2 separate regions of the Homo sapiens genome follow, and region 2 is linked to region 1. Evidence: read pairs that join two places in POLR2A ChIA-PET (ENCODE). Cell type or tissue: HepG2. All regions are shown on one strand. Each heading gives the region's core, and the rest is flanking DNA. Links, peaks and the distances in the headings are about the cores only.

Region 1 (4,394 bases), core at 251-4,250:
TATTTATGGTAACCATTTATCTTCATACCACACTTTTTTTTTGCCTTTTTTCTTTTTTAACTCAACATTAACTTGTAGAAATCCCACCAAATTATCTGGTAAGGTAAATATTTGTATTCCCATTCTGTAAATGAGAAAATTGAGGTTCAAAAATTATAAGTGACTCGTCCAAGGCCCCAGGGCTAATTAATGGTAGAGGTAGGATTTGAACCTATAGCTGCCTCTCTCTGAAGAATATGCTCTTAACCACTAGACTAACCTCCCTCAGTGAGCACCACAGGAAAAAGAGAAACAGAAAATGAATGCGGAAACAAACAAAACTAATACCTCTTGTGTCCCTTGAGTTCTGATAAAAGTCAAATTCTCAGCAGCCTATCTGTCCAAAGCATTATTTCGTTCATATAACACACATTTAAAAAGCACCATTCATCATGTCCCAGGCATTCTTAGGCCCCAATAAGCTGGGCAGGCGCAATGAAGACGCTCACAGGTACCTTTCTGATGTGACCAGGACATGTACCTCCTATGGGAAGATTTTTTTATTTAATCATCAGTTCATAACGATCGACCCCTCTCTACAATTACCAGGAAAAGTAGCACTTGAGATGATGCATAAGCCCATCCCATCAGACAAGCACAGACTTCTCCTGGCTGAATTACTCAAGTGTCACCTTCTCAAGGAGGCGGCTCTAGGCACGTATCTCAAACTGTACTCCCCTCACTCCTTCCTGTGCGCCTTCCCTCCCTAGCATTGCTCTACCTTAATATAACCACATATATTCATATATAAAAGTCTGCTTATCTATCCATTTTCTCTCCAGAGACTGTATGCTCCAGAAGGTCAGGGACTTTTTATCTGTTTATTCACTCTGGTATCCCAGGGCAGCAGACACAGAATAAGTGCTAAATAAAAATGTATTGAAAGAAGTGTCCAAATACCTCGGAAGCCAACATCAACTTGCTCAGGCAGAAGTTCACCCCGTGAAACAAACATGACCCCCCCTGCCTTCACTTTCATCCCTTTCTCTCCTCTCCCTACATTGCAGTGGGGACAGCCTGAATCAGCCACACAGTTGAGGACCCTTCACAATAAAACACAAATGTACCAACAAGCAAAACTTTCCCATTTGCTAATCACAATATTTAACTCTTTCATTTAATTGATCGCTAGTAAACTCTGTTAAAAATCAAAACAGGGCCAGGTGCAGTGGCTTATGCCTGTAATCTCAGTGCTTTGGGAGGTAGAGGCAGGGGAATTACTCGAGGCCAGGAGTTTGAGACCAGCCTGGGTAACATAGCAAGACCCTGTCTCTACAAAAAAATGAAAAATTAGCTGGGCATGGTAGCATGCACCTGCAGTCCCAGCTATCCAGGAGGCTAAAGTGGAAGGATTGCTTGAGCAAGGAGGTCGAGGCTGCAGTGAGCCACGATTACACCCCTGCACTTCAACCTAAGCAACAGAGTGAGACCCTGTCTCTTAAAAATAAAACAAAATCAAAATATGAGGAAAATATTACGGGAAGAGGGAAGCAAGGGAGAAAATGGACACTCAAGGTAGGTATCAGGGAAATGCCTTCAACCACAAATGCCATGCCTTCATGGCTGTATGACTAATGCATCACAACTGGTATCAGACTCTTTTTTGTCAAAATTACTTTATGCACCATAAAAAAGAGCAAAAACTCAGAAGCTACTTTACTTGCTCTGAGCACCTTTCTAAGATCATGACCTCAAAACTCCATGTGCCTTGAGAACAATGGCTGCTCAGGACTAGAGCAAACAACTGCCACGTGCAGAGACAAAGTTCACAATTCACATTCCAGAAACAACCAGAAAAAGCACGGCTTTTCAGAATTGCATCTCTGTTATGGCATGGTCAGGACAGAAGGGAGGATGTTCTTTATGTTTTGCCAAATCAGCAGTAGAAACAAATGTGGAAACAGAATTTTAGAACCAAGTGGGACGTGAAAAAACAACAAGCTCTTCCTTACATTTCATAGCCTCAATTCAATTCAAAAATATTTTACAAGCATCTGCTGCATGCCAAGTAACAGGACAGAAGGTAGTCCTAAGAGCTGATGGTCCAAGAAGAAATTTTTTTTTAAATTAAGATCACAGAAGCTCAATCAGTTACAGACTGGCTAATATAAAACTTCCTGAGCCTTTACTAAGATACCTAGGTCTGGGCAATGAGCCATGAGTGAAATTGACATGTGTCACTTGCAGTCCAGAACATCAGTCAGTGTGAGGACCTTCATGGTTTTTACCTTTCTGCCTTGGGGAAAGGCAACATGACATACTAGTGATTCTGTCAACCTATGTCCTGTATACATCTTGAAATGAGGAGTCGGAGGTGATTGCCCTCTAGCCCTGACCCATTTGGATGTAAATAATCAAGGAATAAACTGCTAAGGTTTGAGGTTTGGGGGTTGTTTGTTCCTGTACCACAACCTAGCCCATCCTGACTGGTAAATCCAACAACAAGAGGCCAAAATGAAAAGAAAATTAAGAAGCAGATATAGTAAAGTACTCAGAACAAAGACTATCATGCAACTTAGTTACTCCAGAATTTTCATTAAAAAAAAAAATTAAGTGCTCTAACATTTTAGGGGAAGTACAGGAACTATTAGTTCGCCTATTTTAAAACACACACAAAAAGGTAATCTTTAATTCAAAGGCCACTGGTCAGTTTTCAGAGAAACCATCTTTACAATGATCTAATTTAAAGCCTTTCATCTCTTCCCAGCTCTGATGGAAAAAAAACTGAGGTGGGGAGAGGAGAGTAGTACTTCATACCTGCATGAAAATCCTTTCAAGAAGAGGAAAAGCAAAAAAAAAAAAAAAAAAAAAAAGAAAGTGAAAATGACATACTACTGACCTTCTGGACTGTAGTGGTCAGGTCCAAGCAAAGCTGGATAATTTTGTTCTTCGTGACTGAGAAATCAGTGATCCCTGTAAACGGAGCCCTAGAAGGTAGCAACAATCCTCTTAAAAAGGGGTAGGGAGAATCCACGGGGATCCCACTGGATGTTGGTAAGCATAGCTACCCCATGGGCTACTCTAAATTCCTTTTTGTTTTGTTTTGTTTGAGACTGTGTCTCACTCTGTCGCCCAGGCTGGAGTGCAGTGGGATGATCTTGGCTCACTGCAATCTACGCCTCCCAGGTTCAAGCAACTCTCCTGCCTCAGCCTCCCGAGTAGCTGGGATTACAGGCATGTGCCACCAAGCCCAGCTAAATTTTGTATTAAATTAGTTTTTATTTAACTGTTTTCTCTCAAGTGACACATAAAATAGCAATCTGAATAGAAAGAGAGAAGGAATAGATTAAAAACAAAACAAAACAAAAATTGACAGTTAACATCCCTTCTGAAGTCAACTAACAGCTTTCATACCAATCAAATCCTCAACCATTAATGTTTAATCTCAGTAAAACACAACCTTTAGCACAGTTTCACTCTTCTCTAAGCTGAGGTTAATTTGTTCCTGCTATTAACCTTTTAAGTTAACTGGCAAAGGAATCCTAAAATCTACCACTGATCGAGGACTCCTTAAGAGCCGGTAAAAATGATATGAAAAGAACAATGGTTCCTTTTCCTAAGACAAAGTACAGCTTCCATGCAGCTTGGACTCTATCTACTCTTGCAGGGCAGTAAAAGGCACATCTCCAACTTACCGGTCCAGCCACGCCAGCAGGGCCTTGGCGGCGCCGATGAGCTCCACCACCGAGGTCAGGAACTCATTGGGGGCCTTGCGGGAGGTGTTGCCATCGTAAGCGGGACTTTTCCGTCGGCTACTTATGTAATTCTGTAAATTGTGGGAAGATGCTCTCAGTTTCAGAACCAAGTTCTTCATGTTATCAGTTTCGAGGCCATAATTCTGTGGAAAATAAAATCAAAGAGAAAAATTCAAAACAATGCACAATATTCGACAGGGCGCGGTGGCTCACGCCTGTAATCCTAGCACTTTGGGAGGCTGAAGTGGGCGGATCACGAGGTCAGGAGATCGAGGCCATCCTGGCTAACACGGTGAAACCCCGTCTCTACTAAAAACACAAAAAATTAGCCGGGCGTGGTGGCGGGCGCCTGTAGTCCCAGCTACTCGGGAGGCTGAGGCAGGAGAATGGCGTGAACCCGGGAGGCAGAGCTTGCAGTGAGCCGAGATGGCGCCACTGCACTCCAGCCTGGGCAACAGAGGGAGACTCTGTTTCAAAATAAAAACAAAACAATAAACAAACACCAATATTCAAACTCTCTGATAACTCAAAAGCCCAGTTAGTCACTTGAAAAAAACCTTACAACAACCACAAAACCCTATGTGATCTATCCCCAGCCCACTTCACTCACCCCACCCATATCAGCCTTCTCTCTGCTCCTTCCACAGCCACCCGGGCCTC
Region 2 (4,394 bases), core at 311-4,310, 97 kb after region 1:
ACTTATAGAAGAATGATCTGAACATGGCAGCCACAAGGCAAAAGCAAGAAGCAAGAAAAGAGTCCCAAAGAAGAACAACTGTTCTGTAACTGCTAAGAGTAGGGCAAGAATCTTTTATTAGCTGAAAACAATAGATTTTTTATCCTATTTTAAAATGAACTTTTTTATTTTAAAATTTAAAAAGCAAGATTAGCAGAAAAGCAGTCCAATATTTAATCATTTATGGCAGAATATTTTATAGATGATGTTAATATAAAAACAACAGAACTCAGCTATTCCAAGAGAGAGTCTTCCAAGATTTCCCAGAAAAGCAACATTGGATGCCAGATGTTCGTGCAGTTGAAGGATTTGCATGGTCCCTTCAAATTCATTTATAAACAGAAATTGATGATCATATCATCAAATTTCTAGAATGAAAACCAAAGGAAAGGATTTCCAAAAATAGGATACATTTTTTTTTCAGGTTTTAAAATTCGCAGCTAGTAATTCTTGCTAAGATGAAAAAGTAGTCACTCAAAGAGCCCACATTACCTTGGTGCATAGCTTTTCACCGACTGCACAGAGACGGTTAGATAAACCGTCTAACACAACAAAATGAAGAAGGATGCAAGTTTGTCTTGGGGGTTTCCTGTCTTCCCTTTCCCTTTTCCTCACCTTCAGCAGCTCCTCCTTCCCCCACCCACCCTGTTTCTATCTCTGAGTTCACCGCCTTCCCAACCCCCGGCAGTCTCTGCTTTCTTGACCTGAGTCGGGTTCTGACTTAACCACTGGCTGTCGGCAGGACCTAAGCCATGGCACATCTCCTCTGAGCCTCAATTTACTCATTTATAAGATGGGAATGATAATCTGCCTGCCACCCCAGGTTATTAGGATTAAATGAAAACACTTTTTGTAAATTATATAGCTCCAGACAAAACTGTCAAATTATTAACCCCCTAACATTTATATCCATGTAGAGTATTTATGTGAGGCAGACCCCGCACCAGGAGAGGGTGTCAGAAATGCCCCTGGCATCCTGGATGTCCTGAAAGGGAACCAGTTCAGAAGCCCAGTGGCATTGTGTGGGTGGATGGAAAAGCTGGGCCAGAGGGTTATTCTGGGCTTTGTCAGGCTCTCTCCTTTCTTCCTCACTCGTTTCCTTCAACATACCTGATCACCACTCAAGGATTCGGGGATCCAGCCCTTTATCTCCATAGATCCTCTTATTCCTGTAGGACCGTCCCTGAACTTTGACTTCCCTTCCCTTTTTCACCATTGAATTGTTATCCTCTTACCTACACAGTATTGAGCTCCACAGCCCAACACTTCGAATGTCTGCAACCAGCAGCCTTCCATTCTGTAGTTCTGGGGACCAGAGCACAGTGTAAGGGCTCCGGTGGCCAGGGCAGTGCAGGAGGATGGGGGAGGCAGACTGTGGGAGGAGTTCATGGGCAGAACTTAAGCTTGGGTATGCTGCAGAAGGCAAGGGGATCCCAAATCCTCTGTGAATAAATGCAGTTAGATCATGTGATGTGGGGGAGATGGTACTGGTGGTGATGATAATGACAGAAAGGAATGGTAGGTTTCACAGGGAACATTCCGGATTGGTAACAAATACACCAAAGCAAGAACCTGTGTGTATGTGTGTGTGTGTGTTCTTTTTTTACAGTGATATTAATTACAGCAATTTACATGAAATGTTAAACATAGATGCTTAATGACCGTGTGTCCCTGTGATGATTATGCTGCTCACTAGAGATGCGTGAGCTCAACTGTATTGTTTTCTTTGACAACAACAGCAAAGAGCTGCATCTGCGTGCTCCTCTTACCCCGCGCTCATCAGTTCCCTGTCCCCAGCAAGACCAGCAAAGGCCATAAAACCCCAGCTGAGCCTGCAAGGCTGTCGCAGAGGCCCCACAGCCCGTGTTAATGCGTTTGGGAGGTGTGTGAGTGAGTATGTGTTTTTCTCCTCTGTGTCTTCTATCTCCCCCTTTTATTGAGCTGCTGCAGTTAAAAGAAGACCAAAGGTTGGCGGGTGTTGAATACTTGCCCACAATAGCTGCATCTCACGTAGTGATTTAAGAGTTCTTTTAACATCAGCAGCAAACTAAAACACTTAAACAAAAGGGCCTTTGTGTGATTTTTAGTAACAAAGGGATCTAGAACGACCGTCTTGATACTACATTTCTTATTTTTCCCAATCTTACATGTTATTGAAATAACTAATTGGCACAAATTAAATTTTCTTTCTTTTTGGAGTATATGCAGACAATGACCTTACTACTTGTTATAAATCATCTTCCAGCAGGGGAAAACTAAAGCAATAAGAAAGGTTTTTTGTCTCCTAATAAATTCTATGACAAGTTAAAAGCCAGGGGGAAATACAAAAATAAATAAAATCCAGCCCAGATTTCAAAGGCATTACAACATAGTCCAAGGGTCAGGCAGCCCAAGCACTGTAGCTGTGATATAAGGAGATGTTAGGGCCTTTGCCCATTTAACAACGCACTGCGAAATTGCAGAACAAAAAGTTTTGTATTTTCATTCAAATTTTAGGTTAAAAAAAGGTGTTAGGGCCTTTGCCCATTTAACAACGCACTGTGAAATTGCAGAACAAAAAGTTTTCTATTTTCATTAAAATTTTAGGTTAAAAAAAGGAAAGGAGGACTGAGAATGCTTATATCATATGTTATTAAACTCTGCCAAACAGATTTAGCTATAATCACTAAGAATTTTAAAATAGCAAATCCTATATTTAAGAAGCTCATCAGTGAAATAAGAGTTCCTTGTTTTGTTTTGTATGTTTTCAGCTTTTAAATACTAAATTCTTTCCCCAACCACAGCTTTCCTTATGCTAGATTCTGGTACAGTGGATTTACTTTTATACGGTGGCAAAAAACGTGGGTGCACTGCACAAGAATTATAAAACATCTTTTGGGGAATAATTAGAAAAATAGATACTGTGAGTTAGGAAGAGAAAACATAGATAAAGCAGAAGCTGAGGGTTTTGTAATAAAGCCTTGTATAGATCATGGACATAATGTTAGAGAACATGGGAAAGCAAACCTGATACTCAAAGCTGTCTTTCTGCATGTTAGGAGGGCAGGAGCTGAGATGGATTACAAAGATTTGTTCATGCTGGCATGAAGCTATTGTGGGCAGAGCCAAGGCTACACAACCTTGTGTCCTGGGAGCAGCTAAACATAAGGATCGGGAAACTGAGCAATGCCTAACTGTATGGAATAGCTGAAGTAAATATTTCTCTGAACTTTTTCCATCTCAGGCATTCAGGTCTGCCTCTCCGGGGACCATGCTGGAAAGCTAAGAGACTGTAACAGCTGTGGGTCGTGAAGCCAGAGAGGCACTGAACAAATGCATGGAGGACCAGAAAGGGGAAAAAAATACTATAGGATCTATTTTTTTTAATTAAGTAAAACTAATTTATTTGAGATCTTAGGAAAGGAGGAGAGAAAGAGCATCTGATGACAAGAAATGGTTCGTTACTCATTATTAGTTGAACATGGATAAGATGTTAACAAAAACATTTTTATTTGGTGTACTCTTATTTTATTAAATGTAAAAATATGTAAAGAGATGTTTTTATATAAATGCTAAGTAAATTTTTATCACACAAAAGTTTTCATTTAACTGAATCTCTCTTGGGTTTGCACATAATTAGGCTTGTTTTATACAGAAAAGCCTCTTATGGGCCTCTTTTATAGAGAAGGAAAGCATTGAAATTCCAGTCTTAACAGAAGAGTGGTGAAAATACCTCCACTATTTAAGTTGAGAGCAGAATATTGATACTTGGCTCCTTTGCCCAATATTAGGACTATAGAAAGATATGCACACACACACACACATACACCATATATATTTATATATATATGTATATATATCTATATATATATATTTGATCATGACAATAGTAAACCCTTATTTACACAGCCTATGGTTATAGTGACTTTCTTAACAACAGTCAACTTTTGCTTTAGCTATTTCCTTCAATGGATCTTTTAAAAATTGTTGGTGGCTGGGGATGGTGACTCACACCTGTAATCTGAGCACTTTGGAAGGCCGAGGCAGGAGGATCACCTGAGCTCAGGAGTTTGAGACCAGCCTCCTGAGCTCAGGAGGCAACATGGTGAAACCCCGACTCTACTAGAATTACAAAAAATTAACCAGGTGTGGTGGCGCATGCCTGTAATCCCAGCTACTCAGGAGGCTGAGGCACAAGAATCGCTTGAATCTGGGAGGCAGAGGTTGCAATGAGCTGAGATCGTACCACTGCACTCCAGCCTGGGGGACACAGCGAGACTCTGTCCCAAAAAAACAAACAAACAAGAAATAAAAAAATTAAAAACTATTTGTAAAGATACACCCATGATTTCCTTACAAAAGTTCCTATATTAATC

What was found. ChIA-PET counts read pairs that join two places held together with the same protein. Peaks named below come from ENCODE experiments on the same cell type or tissue, not always from the same donor. Only the 100,000 strongest peaks of a DNase experiment are listed, where the experiment ranks them.
Region 2: POLR2A ChIA-PET joins it to region 1 with 5 read pairs; 3 of 35 experiments call an interaction of 5 or more read pairs at or near these places.

The regions. Positions count from the first base shown.
Region 1 is chr6:154,438,414-154,442,807 of GRCh38, forward strand. It overlaps CNKSR3 (CNKSR family member 3), which reads right to left. Exons shown (of 13, transcript NM_173515.4): 3 at 3,675-3,877; 4 at 2,879-2,966. Among named protein-coding and RNA genes, the nearest start is that of CNKSR3, 70 kb to the right of the region's middle. In HepG2, for the core only: no CTCF peak of the experiment used is centred there; a DNase peak (open chromatin) is centred at 1,798.
Region 2 is chr6:154,535,744-154,540,137 of GRCh38, forward strand. No RefSeq gene overlaps it. Among named protein-coding and RNA genes, the nearest start is that of CNKSR3, 27 kb to the left of the region's middle. In HepG2, for the core only: no CTCF peak of the experiment used is centred there; a DNase peak (open chromatin) is centred at 2,418; H3K4me3 peaks cover 948 bases.